Linked DNA regions of Homo sapiens: region 2 is linked to region 1. Evidence: read pairs that join two places in POLR2A ChIA-PET (ENCODE). Cell type or tissue: GM12878. All regions are shown on one strand. Each heading gives the region's core, and the rest is flanking DNA. Links, peaks and the distances in the headings are about the cores only.

The links. ChIA-PET counts read pairs that join two places held together with the same protein. Peaks named below come from ENCODE experiments on the same cell type or tissue, not always from the same donor. Only the 100,000 strongest peaks of a DNase experiment are listed, where the experiment ranks them.
Region 2: POLR2A ChIA-PET joins it to region 1 with 5 read pairs; 2 of 35 experiments call an interaction of 5 or more read pairs at or near these places.

The regions. Positions count from the first base shown.
Region 1 is chr2:156,536,100-156,540,099 of GRCh38, forward strand. All of the region lies in intron 6 of GPD2 (glycerol-3-phosphate dehydrogenase 2), which reads left to right. Among named protein-coding and RNA genes, the nearest start is that of GPD2, 100 kb to the left of the region's middle. RefSeq lists an enhancer at 2,552-2,611. In GM12878, for the core only: no CTCF peak of the experiment used is centred there; a DNase peak (open chromatin) is centred at 2,192; H3K27ac peaks cover 1,906 bases.
Region 2 is chr2:156,263,038-156,280,168 of GRCh38, forward strand. No RefSeq gene overlaps it. Among named protein-coding and RNA genes, the nearest start is that of LINC01876, 17 kb to the left of the region's middle. In GM12878, for the core only: no CTCF peak of the experiment used is centred there; no DNase peak of the experiment used is centred there.

The DNA of each region.
Region 1 (4,000 bases), core at 1-4,000:
GCCAACTCTAGACACATACTGAATTCATTATGTACCTTATGTATGTAAGTAGTAATACTTCCTTTTAATGAACATACGGTCACGTCAAAGTGCTGCGAGGTTGTTTTACAAAAGCATCTTTGTGTAGTGCTCCTCAGAAGTTTTGAGATGAGTATTAAGTTGAAGATTAATATGCTGTATTTTAAGTTGTATTTTAGTGGAGTAATGTATTATAATTTTGCCCTCTCCTTAAGGTGAGTAGACTATTATAGTCTGAGTCTTTGATTCTTAGGCTTTGGTTCTTAATTAGAATTCAACATTGTTGACATGTAAATTGTGACCAGATGAATTCAAAACTCAAAAAGTAAAATTGCCTTTGAATTTGTATCCTCAGCTACGATATTGATTGAAAATCGATGAGTAACTCTTATTCTTGTTTTCTATAGGCAGTAAGAAATTCACAGAATCTATTTACAGCTATACGTGACAGCACTTAACCTTGACTATGCCTGCTAAAAGGTTTCTTGACTTTAAAATGTGGATACTCTTCAAGATTTGAGGGCAGGGCTTCTCCTAAGGTAGAGGCAGAGAAGTAAACCAGCAACAAGTAGGGCTCAAGATCTAGCCTGTCTGATCAGGCTTCCAGACCAAGGAGTGGCAGCAGTCCAAACCACCTGTCTCTGCTGACTAGGCAATCTTAATAGCCATCCCACTCCTCATCAGTACGTGGGATCTGAGCACAGGTCTAAGCAGATTAATAGTTTTCTTAGTGAAGTGATCCATGGAGTCAAATGCATGACAGTATCTTCAGGATTCTGTGGGAAGAGGAGGGGGTCTATGGAGGACACTAGGTCATCCCCTTGAAAAGAGAGATAGAGACCATTACTTGAGGGAAGAGCTAAGCAGAATGTCAGAGCTTTGGCTAAGCAAACAGATATGAGCAGAGTTCTAGTTCAACTAGGAGCACAGAGTGAGAACCAGATATTGGGGCAGGAACTCTTCTGTTTGACGTCTACAGTGGGAGAGACTGCACACCTGTGAGCACAGGGATTCCTTTGTGTAGGGGTTCCTTAAAGACAGATAACAGTTTATGGGCAGATAACAGTTTCCAGAGGGATGGGGCTCCCTGTATAATGCCAGGGGCTGCCAGGATTGACTTAGGATTGACTCAGGGACTGCGTGGGGCTGACCCTGCAGGTTGAATGCTGTCAGTGATTACAACAGGGCAAGGGCACCTTGACTGTCTCAGAAACTAATAGAATCTTTCTTTGACAATAACCACTGGCGAGCATTTCCAGGAAGTCTTTGAAAATTGCTGGGAGTCTGGGCAAGAAACTCCACTCACTGAAAGCATGGTATTTGATTCATTATAAAACAGAAGGAAAAACATTAGTAATAGACGTGGTATGTCCCAGCCTTGTATAGTTGAAAGTAAAACTAAGTCATACGTTTTCAATTTGGTGTGACATTGTCTAATTTCTAAATTTATTATTATTTTGAAATTATAGGAAATGATTAGAAGTATGAGGGTGTGCTTCTTCTGTTGTTTATTTTTCACATTTGAGTCTTACTACATGTCACCATTGTCCAGCATTTCAGAGACAAAGGGAGTATTTTTGACATTCATTAAAACTGTTTTGGTGAAAGAGCTGTATTACGGTACTATTTAATTTTTATAATAGTTTATCAGAAATGAGATTAGAGCCTATTTATTGAATTATCTTATTTTGAAACTCTCACATATTTATTGAGTACAGATTAGAATCAAACTGTTTAGAATATTAGAAAAGTCTTTTTCAAGTACAAAGGGCAGAGATTATATCTGTAGGTAGTTCCCCCAAACCCCCGAGGGGAAGTTTTGTTTTAAATGTTTACATGTTTTATATTGACACATTTGTTGGCTTAAAAAATATGGCAATAGCATCTAGCATAGTGCTAGATGTATGTGGTTGCAATTTGACATTATTTTATTGATAACTATATTGTGTATAAACTTTCTTTTCATGTCTTTTTATGTGAGAGACATCAGATATTCTACTAGCTGTTAGGAGGTAGTGAAATTAAGTTGATTCTCACAGTATTTGCATCTCAGTCTTCTGCCTCAGCATGTGACCTTGCCTGTGAAGGTTCAGAATAGCTGTTTTATTATTTCGCTTAGGGTGATCGGGCTCTGGTAAATTGATTGGCACTAGCCCAACTCACAGCCTATTGAATCATGAATTTATTACTTTAGGCAACAAATAGTTTAACACCTTCCTACATGCCATACATTGTTGTCCTTGCAGGAGGTAAACTCTTGGAGAAGATGGTGGGGGATAGAACCAAGTTCCTGCCCTTAATTTATTCATTCCTATGAGAAGTGAAACATTCATGTAAAACAGATGACTCAGATTGCTGTTAAAAAAAAAAAAAAATCCAGTAGGGCAAACCTATTTGAATAACCAAATTAAGATCAGGATTGGCTGGGTGTGGTGGTTCACGCCTGTAATCCCAGCACTTTGGGAGGCCAAGGTGGGTGGATCACGAGGTCAGGAGATTGAGACCATCCTGGCTAACACGGTGAAACCCCGTCTCTACTAAAAATACAAAAAAATTAGCTGGGCATGGTGGCGGGCTCCTGTAGTCCCAGCTACTCGGGAGGCTGAGGCAGGAGAATGGTGTGAATCCAGGAGGGGGAGCTTGCAGTGAGCCGAGATCACGCCACTGCACTGCAGCCTGTGCAACAGAGCAAGACTGCATCTCAAAAAAAAAAAAAAAAAAGATCAGGATTTTGCCTAGTAACTATAGAGTTCAAGCAGAAGCAATGAAATGGTCTAAACTATAGCTTAAAAAACAATATCTGTTAAAGATATCTTTGTCAAGTAAGTCTGAATATTTTGCTTTTATAGTTAAAAAGATAATTAAATTCTGACTTTTTCATTTCATCTTTTAGAGTCTCAAGCCCCATATAAAGTTTCCAAATAAACATTAATTCTGGGTTGCTGAGAGATGTTATTCTGATAACTGAGGAATGTTTATGATTGAGGTATTAAATAAAAGGTTATCTTAACAAAAGGAGAAGGAAGGTAAATGTAGTAGAAGGCAATCTGTTAACAATATTAGCTTCATTCTTATAATGCTTTGCAGTTTACAAATGCTTTCACATATGCTGGAATCTGATTATTTCAGCGGTTCTAGGGGATTGGTAGAGAGGCTGTTGTTAGACCTACTTAATAGATGAAACAGACTCTGATGAGGAAAGGGACGTCCCCAGAACCTGAGTTAGTGGCTGGTTGGGTCCTGAACTCACACATTCGGAGTCTCCAGCATCAGTGCTCTCTGATGGGGGCCAAGAGTTAGCCTGCTTTTCATGTAAATGCCCTAGTACACATTCCTTTCAGACAATCAGGACATTGGGTTCAGGTCAGACTGATTTGATAACAATTTGATAAGGTGTGGAATCTTCCTGTGATTAAAGAGAGAAATCTGATAAGGTACAAGACTTACCATGAAACAGATAAAGGCTCTCTCAAAAGGCTGCCTCCAGTTAGAATTCCCCAGCTGGTCCTTGGCACATGGTTCCATGTGTTTATTATGTAGCTCACACTCGAAATCACCCCTGGGGCAGGTTGAGCCATTCCAGCATTTTGTAAAAAGTTGTGTGCATGTGCTCACACACAAATGAGGAAAAGAGGACTGAAAAAAATGGTTCTGTGAAAGTGAAAGGATTCACTTGCTTTTCCCAGTCCTATTATGAAAGATGGTTTAGTTATATCAAAGGGCTTCTTTTGACTTGTTGTATAATTCGATTCTTGAGTTTTCAGTTGGCTTATTTGAAATTTTGTAAATTGCAATTTATAAAATTGGAGGGCCCTGAGAGATCAAGTTCCACTTGTGGCTCGAGGAATGAGGATACTGAGATTAGGGGTTAGGGCTTGCTCAGGTTTTTGTTGCAGACAGGAAAAACAAAAAATCTGGTTAACTTAAACAGAAAAGAAATTCTCTGATAGGACATTGAGCAGCAGGCAGAAATACTGGGAAG
Region 2 (17,131 bases), core at 5,583-9,582, 270 kb before region 1:
ATATACCAAAATATTAGCAGTGCAGTTTCATGATGTCTGCAACATACTTTCAAATATTTCAGAGAAAAACTGTGTGTGTTTGTGTGTATATGTGAAAAGACAGAGAAAGCAAATGTGGCAAAATGTTAATAATTAGTGAACGTAGGTAAAGGGTATATGGTTGTTCTATTTTTTTCAAATTCTTATTGAAGTTAACATTTTTCAAAATAAAAGGCTGGGAGACAAAAGAACGTTAAGAGAAAACAAAGGATACAATAGATTTTTAAAAAATGATCATTTTCTTTTGAGTTTTCAGGAAGTGATAATATTTTCCCCAAATGCATTAGCTCATTCTCTTCCTGAGGAAACACTAATAGTAAAATGGATTTTCCCAGCTCAGCTGAGGAATCTAGGACCCATTCTTAATTCCTCTCCTTCCCTTACCATATCAAATCCATCTTCAAAGAATATCCAGAACCTGATTCCACTCCACTGCCACCATTCTGGCTCAATCCACCATCATTTGTCACTTGATGCTACAATAGCCTCCTTGCTGGTCTCTTTGCTTTCTCTCTCCACCAAGTAGCTTTTTAATTCATGATTTTATCATCCTAAATAAGATCATGAGACTTTTCCAAACTTTCCCATGCTTTCACATCTCATTTAAATAAAATGAAAATCCTATAGATCAGTGGTCCCTAATATTTTTGGCCCCAGGGACTGGTTTCAAGGAAGACAGTTTTTCCGTGGGAAGGGACAGTGTGGGGATAGTTTGGGGATTAAACTGTTCCACCTCAGATCATCAGGCATTAGATTATCATAAGGAGAGTGCAACCTAGATCCCTTGCATGAGCAGTTCACAATAGGGTTCCTGTCCTATGAGAATCTAATGCCACCACTGATCTGACAGGAGGCGGAGCTCAGGAGGTAATGCTCGCTAGCCCGCTGCTCACCTCCTGCTGTGCCACCCAGTTTTTAATAGGCCACAGACCGGTATTCGTATCCGTCCAAGGCCCAGGGGTTAGGGACCCCCAGGTATAGGTAACCTGTAAGACCTGTACAACATGGCCTTTCCTCATCTCCCTAACATTATCTCCAACCACTCTTTCTCTCACATGCATAAAACATTTTGCCATATCAAGATCTTTATATTCTCTGTTTATTACTCCTGCCTATTCCCAAGTCTTTTTACGTCCAAAATCTTCATTTTGCATCACATCAGTATTCTGCCCAGATTTGCCTCCCCAAGGAGAATTGTCTTCACCAGTCTATCTAAAATAACCAAAATTCTTTCTACCAGTCACTCTCTATTTCCTTAATGTGATTTATTTTCCCCACAGATTAATGAAAGTATGGAATTATATGTGTTTACATGCTTATTGTTTGTTTGTCATAGGCTTCTGGCATTTACACATTAGAATGTAAACTCCATAAGGGAAAATATTATTTTACCCATTCATTGTCATATTGTCATGTAACCATATATTTGCTGAATGTATGCTCATTAAATTCATTTATTCAATGCTTATTTATTGAATACCTAATATATGAGAGGCGCTGCTATGGTTACTTAATCCACATTAGTGAATAAAACAAAAACACATGCCCTCACAGAGCTTACATTTCTATCAAGGAAGAACATTCTAAAGTATATGGAAGGAAAAGGGTCATGGGAAGGATGAGTGCATGTCTATTTGGATAAGTGTCAAAGTGACTTTCCAAAACACTTAGTAGACAACACATACCCATTACAGCTCAATTAATGATTAACCTCAGTATTGAAAATGTGGAAGTTGTTTAAAATTGGATGGGGGTTGCAACTGAAAAGGAGATTTGTGGACAGAGAGGGGGGTTAGGAGGCCCAGAGAAAACACTATTGGGATTGGAAAGCATGAGAGATTACGTTTTCTGGCAATGTCAAGAACGACAAGAATATAAAGGAATTAGCTGATGTTAGGATTCCAGCTGGGCCACTGGTGTGATGTGGGGCCTGACTGGTGAGGGATAGGGGTTGTGGCAGTTCTGAATAAGAAAGGACATAAGCTCTGTCTCCCCGAGATCTCCTGACTTCTTCCTGTCCTGGGGAGATGAATTCAGATTGAAGCTGCTCAAGACTAGTGTACAATAAACTGTTGGCTGTTAAAAGACTCACACTGACTTCTCTGTCCTCATTCAGTTACAAACAATACATCTGGATTTTCTCAGCTTGAGTAAAGCTACCAACCAACCTAACCCTTCCTATTTCAATAATAACACTTCCTCTCTTATATGTGGGCCCCAACATTCTCAGATCTTACTCTGTCTACCTAACCTTCTATCTTCTTTCCATTGCTCTTTCTCCCATTTCCCTGGCCTGCTCAGTAGCGACAATCCCATCAATTTGTATCTTACCCCAAACTTTCACTTCACTCCCATCCCCAAAACAACTGCAATCTCATAGCCCAGAGTTACTTCTGGCCCTAAATCTGCACCACCGCTAGAGGTGAGGAGTTTAGAAAAGCTGAACGAACAGCTAGAGGACTGCTCAATGTTCCATATCTTGTATCAAATGCTTTATGAAAACCTTAATCTATTTGCAACAACCCTACAACACAAGTATATTCACAATTACTATATTCACAATTACCTAGGAAGTAACTAAAATTTATAACAGTTGAACTGGGATTCAAATCCAGAAAGGCCACCTCTAAAAATATTCTCTAGATTTTGGAGAACTTAGAAAAGAAAGCACCAAAAACTAGATTTTATTGTTTAAAGGAAAAATTAATTTTTATTTGTTGAATATCTTACAATTATGGCAAAATCTGACTATATATTTTATCCTTAGTCTTCATAGTTGCTTGCTCACAGGATAAAATATTCTGTTCAACAGTCAAAAACAAAACAGAAAAAACATTAGTGGAGATTTTAAAAGCTCAACATTAAATTCTGAAAATTATAGACCAGCAAAATTATGGAATGCTTGCAGAACTGACACCTTGCGAGCACTTAGAAAATGACAGTCGCTAAATTCCAGCATACATTCACTAATAATACATCATTGTGTATTTTTAGAAGTTATCATTGAGTGAGTAAATGAATGAAGGAATATCTGGCCCAACCAAATATCTATTTTAATAGAATTACTATACTAGTAGATATAGAGAATAGCAAATTACAGTGCATTATGTTTCAGCAAGAGATTGGACGGACACTATCCTTTGGCCCAGATGGAAAAATGTAAAGCAGATGATAACAGTTTCACACATATGCAGCTAATTTCCTGAATAGATCTAGAAAATATGTATTTCTAGGCAATAAAACCTTTACCTTCATCATGACTTTATCTACCTGTGATGCACATAAATCTCTACACTTCTAATAACCCTGAATCCATATTTAATCTGCCACAAATATTAGAATATTTGATAATTGGCCTTTTGGAGAAATCCGTTAATATACTTTGAGGAACAGATATGTTATGAATACAACTGGAAAGCTTGCAATAAACTTTCTAATTCCTTTCAGTAGAGTTGTAAGCACTGTGTAGAATAGCCAAAACAAACATCTGTCAATTAACCCAATAAATTAGCCATAAATATTACAAATTTTTGCTACCAGTAAAGTTTTGGGGTTTTGGTTTGTTTTTTTCCTTTTGAGACAGGGTCTCCTCTGTCTCCCAGGCTGAAGTGCAGTGGTGTGATCATGACTAACTGCAGCCTGGACCTCCCGGGCCCAAGCGATCCACCCACCTCAGCCTTCTGAATAGCTAGGAGTACAGCCGTGCACCACCATGCCCGGATAATTTTTGTATTTTGAGTAGACACGGGGTTTTGCCACATTGCCCAGACTTGTCTCAAACTCCCGGGCTCAAGTAATCTGCTCGCCTAGGCCTCCCAAAGTGCTGGGATTACACGCGTGAGCCGCCGCGCCCAGCCAAAGTTTACTTTAAATAAAGCCAATTTATCAAATTTAAAATCTAATTTTTTTCATATTTAGCTCTTCCTTTGTAGTAGCTGTAGTATGTTTGTCATTCTGTGTCAGTAGTAAAAGCATCTCTAGTAGTATAAGCATTCAATTCCCCAATTCTCATAATATTTTTTTTTTGAGACAGGGTCCCCCTCTGCTACCCAGGCTAGAGTGCGGTGGTGCAATTATAGCTCACTGCAGCCTCAAACTCCTGAGCTTAAGCAATAATTTATTTTAATAATATTCACCTTTATAAAAAATTTACTATATGCCTGGTATTGTGCTAATTGTTTTACATATTTTTCCCTCATTCATACACAATCATATAAGGTAAAGATTTTTATACTCATTTTATAAACAGTGAGACTGCATCTGTGAAGTCCATTCTTGGGATGAAACAAAAAGTTTAAATGTTAAACAATATTATATAGAATTTATGAACTTTTAAATTTCTTTTTAATTACCATTCAAAAATCCAGAATTTGGGTTTATGCTAGGAAAATAATCCTAGCATGTGCACACACACGAATAGATGTATATGTGCATATATGCATATATATTTCTGCACTTTATGTGTATCTTTTTTTTATAAATCAGAAAATTTAAGTGGGCTAACTTTATATTTTATAAATGTAGTCGATGTTTTCCCCAGAATATGAGCACATAATTGGTTTGCACTTGCAATAAACACTACCCTTTCCTTTGCTTTTCTCTGTTAAAAAATAGTGAAATAGGCTTGAGAATATTTTTACAATGAAAAAAATAATTGGTGCGAAATTTATTTAATCAACATACATCGCAATCTTCAACTCTATTTTTTCAAGATGAACTGGTATTTCTTCTATATTATGAACTCTGAGATTTTTCATAAATATTAAAATTTTTCTGTAGTTTTTGGCATAACTCTCAATTCTCTCTTCTCAATAGATCTAATTTTGATTTGTTAAATGTCCATTTTATTGACCTTTATGGTTTTATATTTGATAATTACTATAAAGCCTTTTGTCCTTACCTCTGTGATTCTGAATCTTTCTAAAGCTTTGATTCCTTATCTTTTGTTTTATTCTTAAAATCATGCCTAACTTTAAATAATTTTACATGTTTATAGCTATAAATGAATCTGTGATTAGCTAATAACGCTGTCTCAAAGCCAAAATTGAAAATTGCTATTCTAATTATATCATCTATCAAAAATATTTTGTAAGATCAGCATGATAATTCACCACTTTCCTTTTTTACTGTATTTTAAAGTACCGTTAGCTTGTTGATCTACCTATGCTATTTAATATTTTGAAATCCTAAGAGACTGGATGCCCACAGAGCGACAGTAGATTAAGCTCCCTGGATACAGTTTTTTTGCATTGATGCACCACTGGTGCTATATTAAAATCAATTGTGTATACAATATATTTAATTTGTTTCTTCACTAGTTACCTGCTCATTTTAGGCTCCTCTGATTTACCTAATTCTTTAGTTTTCCACAGTCTTTCTTCTTTATGATCTTCAGGGACAGCATTAATATATTTTTAAGTTATTATATCTTATTAAGTAAAAGAATTACTATGTTCATTTATTTTTAATGATGCATAAGCCTTGTTTCTTTTGGGCTAACTAGGGAAGATTTCCTCCTAAGAATAGCCAGTGAAATAAGAACAAAATAAGAGCAGCCTACCTGTGTGTAAACTCATAGGTATTTGAAAAATCAAAGGTCGAAAGTTAGCAAAAGAAAAGGTGCAAGGTGAAGACACATTTTCTTGTCAATAATATGTGGGTTAAAGAAAACTGACCCCAAAATAATTTCTGTGTGAAGCTGATTTATTTTTATAACATGAAAACTTTACACTGTTTTTTATTATCACATCACTATCTCTGAATTTTTAGGAAGAGGTTTTTTTTTATTATTTGACTATAATCAACTTTCTTCCATTTATTCGACATTGCTCAAAGTCAATTAGACTAAAGACTAATTCTTTCAAGCTACTACCTTTCATATACAATCTCAGGTGATTTCAGATCTGATGATGTGATGACTAGACACTCAATATTCACCAGTTTCCATCTTATTTATCACACTTGGTTCATTTCCAAGGACTAAAGGCCTGAGTCATTAAAAATTATATGCCCCATTTAAGCAGGTTTTCTGCATACTTTACTCAGGGAAAAATGTTGAATACATTTTCCCCCATGTAAAATGACGTCTGTTTTATGATTTATCAACATTTAAACCTGGTATATAACTGGATGCCTCTATGCCTCATACACTAGTAGTGCATAATTTCTGAAAACAGCAAACTTAAGCAATGAAGGCATCCCTGCACAATGCCCCGCACACACCCCCAGGCATTTATTCTTGGGGGAAAATTTTCCAGAGTTGTATATTTCTAGTAACAGTGTATGGATTTTAACCTGCTTTCCTTAAATATCGAAACTAGGACACCCTTCCCTCAGGGGAAATTTACTCCACTGATTGTTTCAAAATAACAGATAATTTGAACTCCATTTTCTGTGTATATTGTTGAAAATTAAACTATATGTTTTCTAATAGGATTTAAGTGAATGTGTATTTTAAAAGTGTCTGAGAGATAACATTATTCAAGAGAAGAAATTATTAACTATATCAACTAATATTCTAGCAAATAAAATCATAGCTATAGAACATAAAAATACAGCTAACATTTATGATAACTTTTAATCCACACAGCTATCCTATAAAGCAAATTAGTATTATTATTATCCTCATTTTACAGGTAAGGAATCCAAGAATCAGAAGACTGATAAATATATCAAAGATTCCTCAGCTGTGCTAGCTTTAATAAGTAGTGAACACAGTGTTCTAAGGATTAGGTGTCAGGACTCCATCACTATGCTATTTTCTCACCCATTCTCTATTGCTCTATTTTGGAAACTTTCATACTTTTATTTCTTCATTACTACGTTAACAACTTCATCTTTTCTTACCTATGGTCTTCAAAATAATCACTTTAAGATTCTCTCCAATAATTGCGCGATTAGCAAAGCTAAGAAATATTTATTCTTACATTTTTACATTTTCACACTTTTATGTTTGATATGAGAATACATTTGGTTTTCAGTAAGAGGAGGAAATATTACCATCTAAGCAATACTGTTTTCAACTTCATGAACACAATATGTCTTTCCATTTACCTAAATTTTCTTTAATTTTGTTCAACAATATTCTGTAGTTCTTGGTATACATGTTTTGTACTTCTTTGTTAAATTTATCTATAAGTGCTTCATTATTTTTGATGCTATTATAAATTAAAAGAAGTATTTCCTAGTATTAATTTTCATAGTTCTGAAAAATAATTTTAAAAAGAATGTTTCTACTTGTTATATTCTGTGTTCTTTGGGGGTAGGGACTTTTCTTTTATTAGAATAGGCAATCTGTGTTTCTTTTTTCTTGAACTGGGATATGTCAAATTGAAAATGTGGATGCTGATACAACCTCTGCCAATACAACCTCTCCTCGGTACCTCCATCTCCCATTCCCATGTGGAGCATATAACGAAGTCTGTGAGCACATATTGATATAGAAATGATGACTCTATTGTTGGGTATGTGTTATAGAAGGCTTCTAGATAGAAAAGAAAATTGCTTATAAAAATCCTTCCTGGCCGGGTGCGGTGGCTCACGCCTGTAATCCCAGCACTTTGGGAGGCCGAGGCAGGTGGATCACGAGGTCAGGAAATCGAGACCATCCTGGCTAACACGGTGAAACCCCATCTCTACTAAAAATACAAAAAGAAATTAGCCGGACGTGGTGGCAGGCGCCTGTAGTCCCAGCTACTCGGGAGGCTGAGGCAGGAGAATGGCGTGAACCTGGGAGGCAGAGCTTTCAGTGAGTCGAGATCGCGCCACTGCACTCCAGCCTGGGCGACAGAGCGAAACTCCGTCTCAAAAAAAAAAAAAAAAAAATCCTTCCCCAAAAGTACCAAACGCAAAAAAAAAAAAAAAAAAAAAAAGTAGAAGAAGAAAGAACAGAAGTAGTGAACAAGATGACATAGATCACCTGCTCTACCACCTGGTCCCAGGGCATGGCACTTGCAGTGTCAGATCTTCTCCCTCTGTGGGGATGTGGCTATTGATATACGGGATGGCTTTGTTAGTTAGATTGACATCTATGAACATCTTCTCAACAAGATATTTCCTCCTACTTCTAGCAAGGGCTTTATCCTCCTATGATGCCTCCATCCTAGAAATCCCCATCATCCTGCAAAATAGGACCCAAGTTGAGTCCTGTTGACTCTTTTCCTCTGGAAAGATTGCCCCAAGGGTATAGGATCCAAAACACAGCCTGTGCTCTTGTTAGCTTGTTTTTCCTTAGAATCCACTCAGAAAAGCAGAGACATTAATCACTGTTGGCCTAACTACTTAAGGCCGAATAGAAGTTTAGTAATACTTAGCAACTGAAATATTTTTACAGCTAAATTTCACTGTCCAATACAATGTTATTTTGGTTAATATGCTCTAGACAATGTACAGTATTTTAAAACAAAACATTAGGTAAAAATTTTACCCTTTTTCCTTCTTAAGGTAATGGGGAGACGGTTATCATAAACAGTGTCTTTTGGAAAATCCTCCACAACACAGTCTAATGACTGCTTGTCTTTCTTTGCAAAAAAAATGTACATAAAGAGAAACCCAAGGAGCCTATTAAATGGCATATTATAGAAAATCAAAGTGAGGAAGAAGACACATGTACAACTATACTCAGAAAACATACACATACACACAGTAAACATACAAATTATGAATTGCTTCTAAGGTTTTTCATCAACATGTACATGCTATTACATCATTTGTTTCTCTCCTATCAATCACTAATAGACACAAGAAATGATGAAAAGAGAGTTAACATTTACTGAATTTCTCCAGGGTGGCACACACTCAACTTCATATACAATATTTCCTTTCACTTTGAAGACAACCTGATGAGGTATGTAAGTGTTGCTCCCATTTCAGATGAGGGAGCTGACCACAAGGCCATACTCCCCCTATTACACAGTGATGATAAAAATCTTAAAATGATGTATCAGTCAAAAACTTAAAATGAAGAGAATAATATTATATGATTTGTTTTCAATGAAGAAGACTTTCATTGTTTCATTTTTGCATATGACTCTTGACTCAGCTTTTATTGCATCAGTTTCCTCAAGAGATGTACCAAATGCTATCCTAAGTATTTTATATATATATAAACTATTTTAATTTTACCAGTAACCCATGAGGTTTATACGCTGTTATGATTACCACCCACATTGAACTGATGAAGAAAACAGGGGACTGGGAAATTAACATGGATGCCTAATGTAAGAAGCTACTGAGTAACAAAACAGGCTTTTGAGCCCAGGGAGTCCAAGGTCTGTGTCATTCTGTCCTATTGCTTCTTAGCACAGATGTTGGAAACCAGAGATTTGAGGATATGTGTGCTCAGCCAGTCATTAGGTGATGTGTATCTAGTCCTGATTTTACCACACATTAGCTGAAGACTTTGCAGAAGTCACTTAACATCTTTGGGCCTTACTTTCTTCTTCTGTAAAAGGAAGGAGTCACAGATACAGATGGCAAGGGTTAGCCAAAAAAATAAAAATAAAGCTGTTAGGAAGGAAAAATAAAGTATATTTTGATAAATCTTCATGTAATACTTGTGTTTAAGGGGCTTTTATAGCTCAACATCATCTCAATTTACCTTTTGGAGAACACAGATTATGGTTTCTAAATAATCATTCTGACTTCAAGGTGTATAATGGTGTCTCAATGGCTATTGAATCAAACCCAGATTTCTTTCATTGGTATACAAGTTCTTCTATAACATGTGTTTATTCAATTTTATTTCTTCCTACCCTCTGACTCAAGTTCTCTACTTTAGTTAGTATCTGTCTTATATATGTGCCTAGTTCATTCTCACCCCTCACTCTCTTGACCTCCTCATGGGAAAAACTTCTCCTCTCTATCCCTTCCAAATCCATGTCTTGTTCAACATACAGCTCAAACCCTTTCTTCCCCCCATTAAGCACTGTATTTTTCTCTCTCACATAGTTTAACCCTGGGACATAAAGAATCTTTTATTGTAAACTAACTAATCAATTTCCACTTGTTTTTCCACCAACTAGATTAAGAACTAAGGCCATATATTTCCTCCACTTATAACTTCTTCCCTCGGTAATCTACTGTGTACATTAATGAATTCAGTAAATGCATGTTGACTTATTCACTGACCTCTGATATGCATACTACACAAATACTTTGTACGTTAAACTATCATTTCCAGAGAATTCAGTAGCAAGTGCCAAAATGAAATTACATGTGGCTGAATCTTGTTTTAGGTTCTGTTTCTGAATATTGGAGATTTCAAATAGGAATAATGTGGAAAAATCATGCTTCCAAATGGATATCTAGGTAATGAGCATTTTAACAAATGACAACGCCTTGATTTGTTGAAGCAGTGCAGAACAGGAGAAATGACTGTAGGTTTACATCTTGGCTCAGCCACCAACCAGAGTGTTATTTGGGGCAAGTTATAGAATATACGTTTGGTGAAATGTGAACAATAGAACCAACAACAAGAAGTTGTGATGTGTTTTAAATGAAAGAACATAAGTGAGTCATTTCATGCCTGGCTCACGGTAAATAGCCAATAAATAAGCAAATGGTCTATATCTTGATTATAAAATGTTATACATTTGTCAAAACTCATCAAACAATATTCTTGAATATTACTATGTGTAAACACCCTAGTAAACCTGACTTTTAAAATAATGATATTAAAAATGAGAGGCTAGGCAGCCAGAATCACAATCAAAATTATATCACAGATCCCATCTGCTGAGGACACCACAACCAATGAGGCTAAGCATGGAACATTAGGTACTCCTGCTGACACTGCTTGACCTGCCACATTACCAGAATAAATTCCCATCTTTCCATGCTTCTCTGCATCCCTAGCTCCAAATTCAGAAGTCCCAGATGGATGGAGATGATTTGTTGAAATAGATCACATGCAACACCACGACTGTGAAGAACCTTAGGAAAAAGCATCCTATCTTGTTGGTTTCTGTAGTAAGAAAGCTGGCCAGAACTCAAATGAAGGAGAATTCTCAAACACAGAAAAAGCATTTTAAAAATCAACTACACTGCAACATTTAGAAATTTTTGCAAATTAATAAGAAAAAGACAGGCACATCAATATAACATTAAAGTATATAAAATGGCAATGCCCTTATCCCAAACATAATAACATTTGAAAATATTTGATATTTAATCTCACATTAATTACTAGTAATGAATGTTAAGTTAAAATTATAACATATTTTAAACATAAACTTGGCAAATCGGCTTTTTATGTGTCCAGGTTTGAAAAGGATTTGGGGAAATGAATACTTTAATAAACCGAGATGGCAGTATACATTGCTATTATAACATTTCTTGAGAGTACTTGGCAATACCTATTAAAACCTTCAAAAATGTTCATGCTCCTTGATCAAGCAATTTCATTTCTATGGATTCAACCTAATAAAATATTTTTAAAACTACACAAAGACAGATACACAAGTTTTGCTTCTAATAGCAAAATTTGGGGAAATTACCAAGGTCCAATTGTAGACAATTGATTACATAAACCATATGACATTCTTCATACTAAAGAATATTAATCACATAAAATTGTGTTGTGAATAATATTTAGTGACATGGAAAAAATAAATGTCCACTTCATCAAGTAAAATAAAGTTTATCAAGATTTGTGTACCTCTGATAAAATATCTTCACTTACATGGAAAGATACTGCAACTATACATACAAAATGTTAAGAGTGGTATTTCTGAATGGTGATAGCCTAAGTGGTTTTTTGTTTTGTTCAACTATTTTTTTTAAAAAACTATTTAACAAATGTGTCTTTTATATTGAGAAAAACAACAAACTTATTTTTTGAAGTTAGAAGTTGTCCTCTCAGCCTCCAAAGACTCATTTCCCTTAACTAATCATTATGTATTTATCATCTCTGGATGTATCCAATTCCATTTTAAAGCTAGTTTCACATTTTCCATCAAAATCACCTCCTTCAGTATCAAATTTCATATGTTTACTACCTGCAGCAAATTACATATTTTTTATTTGTGTTAAGATTTCCTCTTTTAAACTTCAAAAGAAGCTTGCATAAGAAAGGAATTAACATTTATTGAACACCTACTATGTGCCAGGAACTATTTAAATCCCATTCACATATGTTAGTTCATTTGCATTTAAGTCTGGTTCCAATTATACATAACTTTCATAATTTGACAGGCGTCAATCATTTTTCATTTTCGCCTGCATATTGCCAGACAGATGAGAGCACATATTTTTAGATTGTCCTCAGATGGCAGCACTCACATTCCCTTGATTCAGTTCAGGTGCCCTTTTCTGGACCTGCTCTAGCTATTCTTCTGGTTCCAAAATTCCACACATTGTTCTCCTGACTCTAATACTCTTTTTGATAATGCCCCAAAATTGCTGGCATTTGGGGAAGTAGGCTGCTTTCCTGTGGGAGAATCTACTCTTGGAAATCACTCAAGTAACCCCCAGTTCATAAGAATGAAAAGATTAGCAATATATTTCATCAGTATATTTTAAATATAAATTAAACCTACATCTCACACATCTGAGTCCCTGTTAATAACATAACAACAAATGCTTCCACGGCAATATATTTCTCAGTTCCTATTTTTAACGAGGTTCTACCTTCTGGAAGATGATCTTATTCATTCATTCTCTGTGCCTTGTCTGGACAACAAAGTAGATATGTTCTATGCCAAATTGATCTGGAAACCCGAAGAAACATAATTATCATTAAGCAATACTTTGGCTTCTAGGGTCAGGAGAAATCTCAAGGATTGGAAACTGAAGACTAAATCTGTTCATTTGGTTCAGCAATGCAGTCATTCTGTATTAAGAAGCTATGGCTAAAAATGACCCAAAATCACAGAACACCTCTGTTCTTTCTCTATGTCTCTCTCTCCAACAAAACATGTAAAGTAATTACAGTGATTGAGTTAAAAGGTTCTTGAAATTATGGTTATGCAAAGGATGGCAGGGAGTCACAGAATGACCTTGGTAACCCCAGCAAGCTGATCTCTCTACAAGATCATCCTAAAAAACTTTGGTTTCTATTCTTCAGGAGCTAATGAGCTAAGGAAATTTGATAACTAACACATGACTTTATATTTCAGTATTAAAACTTTATTACTGCAATGAATATGGGTACTGGGCCATAGAGCCAAACCCCCAAAAAAATCTCCAAATGGAGCTAATGAAAATTATGAGGCAGACCAAGAGGAAATCAAGCAGAAGTCCTAAAATAAATCAAATACTCCATAAAGCCATACATGAATGCCAATGTCTATGAACAGGATTACCATATGCCTTATAGACCAATCATGTTATATGAGGCTTTTACTATAAAACTCATAGAATCTAATTGATTCTCAAGGCTTTAAAGGAATTAGAATCTGGCCAAAACTCCACCATATTTATAAGAGTCCTCTTCAATATAACCATCAAGGGACCACCCGGCCTCTGCTTAAAACTGCCCAGGGATAGGGAGCTTATTAACTCCTGAAGCAGCCTATTTCAGCTCCAGAAAGCTCAAATCACTAGAAAGTTCTTTTATTACTAAACTGAAATCTGCTGCTGTGATCTTTCTGTATTCATCCTCTAGGAAGACAGTACATCTGAGGGTTTCCTAAAATGAATGCATATGGTTACTAAAAATTTCTAATGTGTATGCATATCGTGAATGTATACATTTTTCTCCATCAAATGTCAAAAGCATTTATCATATTCACAAAAGTTAAGAATCTCCATTGTAGGGTAATACAGAATAAATCTAAACTTCATCCTGCATGAAAGATACCTGAAGACAAAAATCACACACAGTCTTTGTGTGATTATGAGTCCTCCTTTTTCAAACCAACCATATGTAATTCCTCAACCTGTTTCTCACTTCAGCAGCTTATTGAACTCATTACATTTTTCCAACATGTTAAGTGCCACCTGTATAATATAGTCCCCAAATTAAACACAATACTCTGGATATTCTGCAGCACAAATAAAGCAAGTTTGTCACTGCCCTCTTTCCTGGGTGCTCTACATCTGTTAATGAAGCCTAAGCACTGAACTGTTTCTATCAGTTGGGAAGTTGCTAGCTCTGTGGCCAGGCATTGCTCTATACAAAAGTGAATAAGGACCCAGGAAAGTGGGGTGGCAGTCCAGCCAACAGAGCTGTTCACTTCACTAGCCAGGTGCATGGCCAGGGTCGGGGAAGTCCAGAGCTGTTGAGTCATGGGCCAGCTCTCTTCCATAGGTAGGAGGAAAACCTTAACATATGTACAAGCTGCAAAAGGTCTCTAGGCACCTACTTACTACCACCTAATATTATCAAAATGCCAGGTTGCATCTGTCAATAGACCATCTCTACACAACACTTAAGCAATAAGTCAATCAATCAATAAAAGTTCTCTTCTCTATTCCACAGACTTGATGCTTCCTTACCAGAATCTTTGCTAGAGGACAGAAGAAAGATTTGAGTTCATCTTTCTAACTTTTCTGTATTAATAAAGGAAAGAAAATGAGGTGTAAAAGAGGCACCCAGAAAGACATATCATCTGATAAGAAAGTGATTCTTCTGATTCCTCTACCTTGAACCACCTTCTTTATTAGTTCCTCCACTAAAAGTTGCTAACAAAATTGGTCCATGCATGAGACTTACATGACACTATAACTTGCTAATGGGCAGTCTGGCTGTACTTTAAAAGAAAGTTTTCATGACCTATGGATTCTCTTGCCGTCCTGTCTTGGACCAGGCAGCACCTGCCACTGGAAAGAAGGGAGATGGTAATCCATTTCTTTTATTCCATGTAACTGAATAGATAAACAGACTTAACATCCTTCTGGAATGCAACTAGAGTTGCCAATTTTTGCAAATAAAAATACAGAATTGCTAGTTAAATTTTAACATCAGATAAAGAATAAATAATTACTCGTGTAAGTATGCCCTGTGCAATATTTGAGATATACGTCACAGTGAAAATGTATGTATTGTTTATCTGATGTTCAAATTTAACTAGCTATCCTGTATTTTGCCTGACAACTACACACCCAATTATTTCAACCCTTCTTTTCTACTTTCCTTCTCTCTTTCTCTCCCTCTTTCTTTCCTCCTTCATCCCAATATCTTTCTTTTTGTGCCAGCATATACATCAAGGGTTTGGAGGTTCTAAGATCTGAACTAGGACCAAAAAAAAAAGAGTCTAAGAAATTCAAAGTGGACCTCAAGCCCAAGCACATTCTCCAAATCATCTTTAAGCAGAACTCTGCCCTTGGCATGGTGGTAGAAGACTCGTTATTCAGTTATTTTTAAACTTGTACTTTTTTTTTGTTTGAATAATGTTCCTCGACCACTGTAAAACTTCCTGATTAAGAGACAAGAGAGGAGAAGAGAGCAACAAAAAAAGATCCATACTTAGGGAGGCCCTGACTTAATGCCAACAAGTATTATCAAAACTTTATCTTTGAACTGTCATACATGCCTTGTGGAATGCACAATAGTACAGCTAGTCAGGAAAAGTTTGACAGCTTCTTATAAATTTACATATGCATATACTATATGACCCAGCAATCCCACTCCTAGAAAGAAAGTTGAAATGAAATCTCTTGTTCACACAAAAACCTGTGCACAAATATTTGTAGCACCTCTATTCTATTCATAATCACCAGAAACTGCAAACAGCCCAAAACGTTCTTCACCAGATAATGAATAGACTAACTGGTACACCCATGAAACAGAAGACAAGGGCAATAAAAAGAAACAAACTAGATAATGAGCAATAACTTGGACAAATCTCAAAGGCATTGTACCTGGTGAAAGAAACCAATCTCAAAAGGTTACACATTGTACAATGCTACACATATTACATTCTCAAAACAATACAAAACTATAGTGCCACAAAACAGATCAATGGTTACCAGGAGTTACAGGTGGGGACAGAGAAGACTTATAAACGGATAGTGTGAGAAAATGCTTTGGGGTGAGGAAACTGTTCTGTGTGTGTCTTGAGTGTGGTGGTGTTTCCAGTATGTATACGTAAGTCAGAACTGGTAGAACTGCACGCCAAAAAATATGCTATTTTACTTTATGTTAATTTAAAGATTTTCTCTAAGAGTGGGGGCATCTTAACATGAACCCATAACAACAGCTCAAAAAAAAAAGAGAGAACTAGCACCCTTAAATTATACTCTGTGTAACTAGAATTAAATCTGCTTCTTCATGTCCCTGCTTTTTACAGCTCTTCCCCTTCATAAACAATTGAATACGTGGATTTGGTGGAGCTACTTTGAGCCCCTGTACATAAATTGCTATTTTTTACAGATATGGGAATCAAATCTTAACTTAATCCAAAGCGATGCATCTTATGAATCTTTGTGTCACAGATTTCTTGCTGTGGCCTAAAATCAGACCCTAAAGATCCAGTACTGAATTCTAAAGTATAACACTACTACTCCATTGACATTGCAGATACAGCTTTGGGTAGCTAGGGTACCTGTTATGTGACCTCAGTGCAATGCTGTCAATCAGAGTTTGAGCTCCTGCTCCAGATATGATTAACCTGATTGTCATGCTTTTTTCTGAATGATATGATATGATCCTACACAATGTAGGCTGATTCATAAGTCAAGCACAAGGAAATGTAAAATAGATGAGTTGTATGTATGTGAAAGGAAGCAAGCTCTATGAAAAATCCATCAAGTTATCAGTACATGAGGGTGTTTTTTTTTTTAACACAATTTAGAATTAACAGAGAAGAAAATAGGAAAGCAGATTCAACAAAGATTTTTGTCAAAGCAACTGTTCAGTCCTAGGAGGCTCCGCCAGCTGTCTGGTTGTGTAAGGAATCCACAGCCATGGCTCGCTGGTTGCAAAGCTGGGAACGGAATCAGAACTGAAGCCTCATTGCCATAGGAACACTAACGTCTGCATTTTTCTTTTCTTCGTAAAACTGTACATGAGAACTGCTAATAAATTTCACATATCTTGGCTTTATAAGAGAAAAATCTCAAGATGTGCATAACTTGGCAATTTTCTTCAAGTTTGGAAGCTTGATGGAGTTTTCAGAGTATTCCTCAAGGATGTGTCCTAATTTATTTTTTA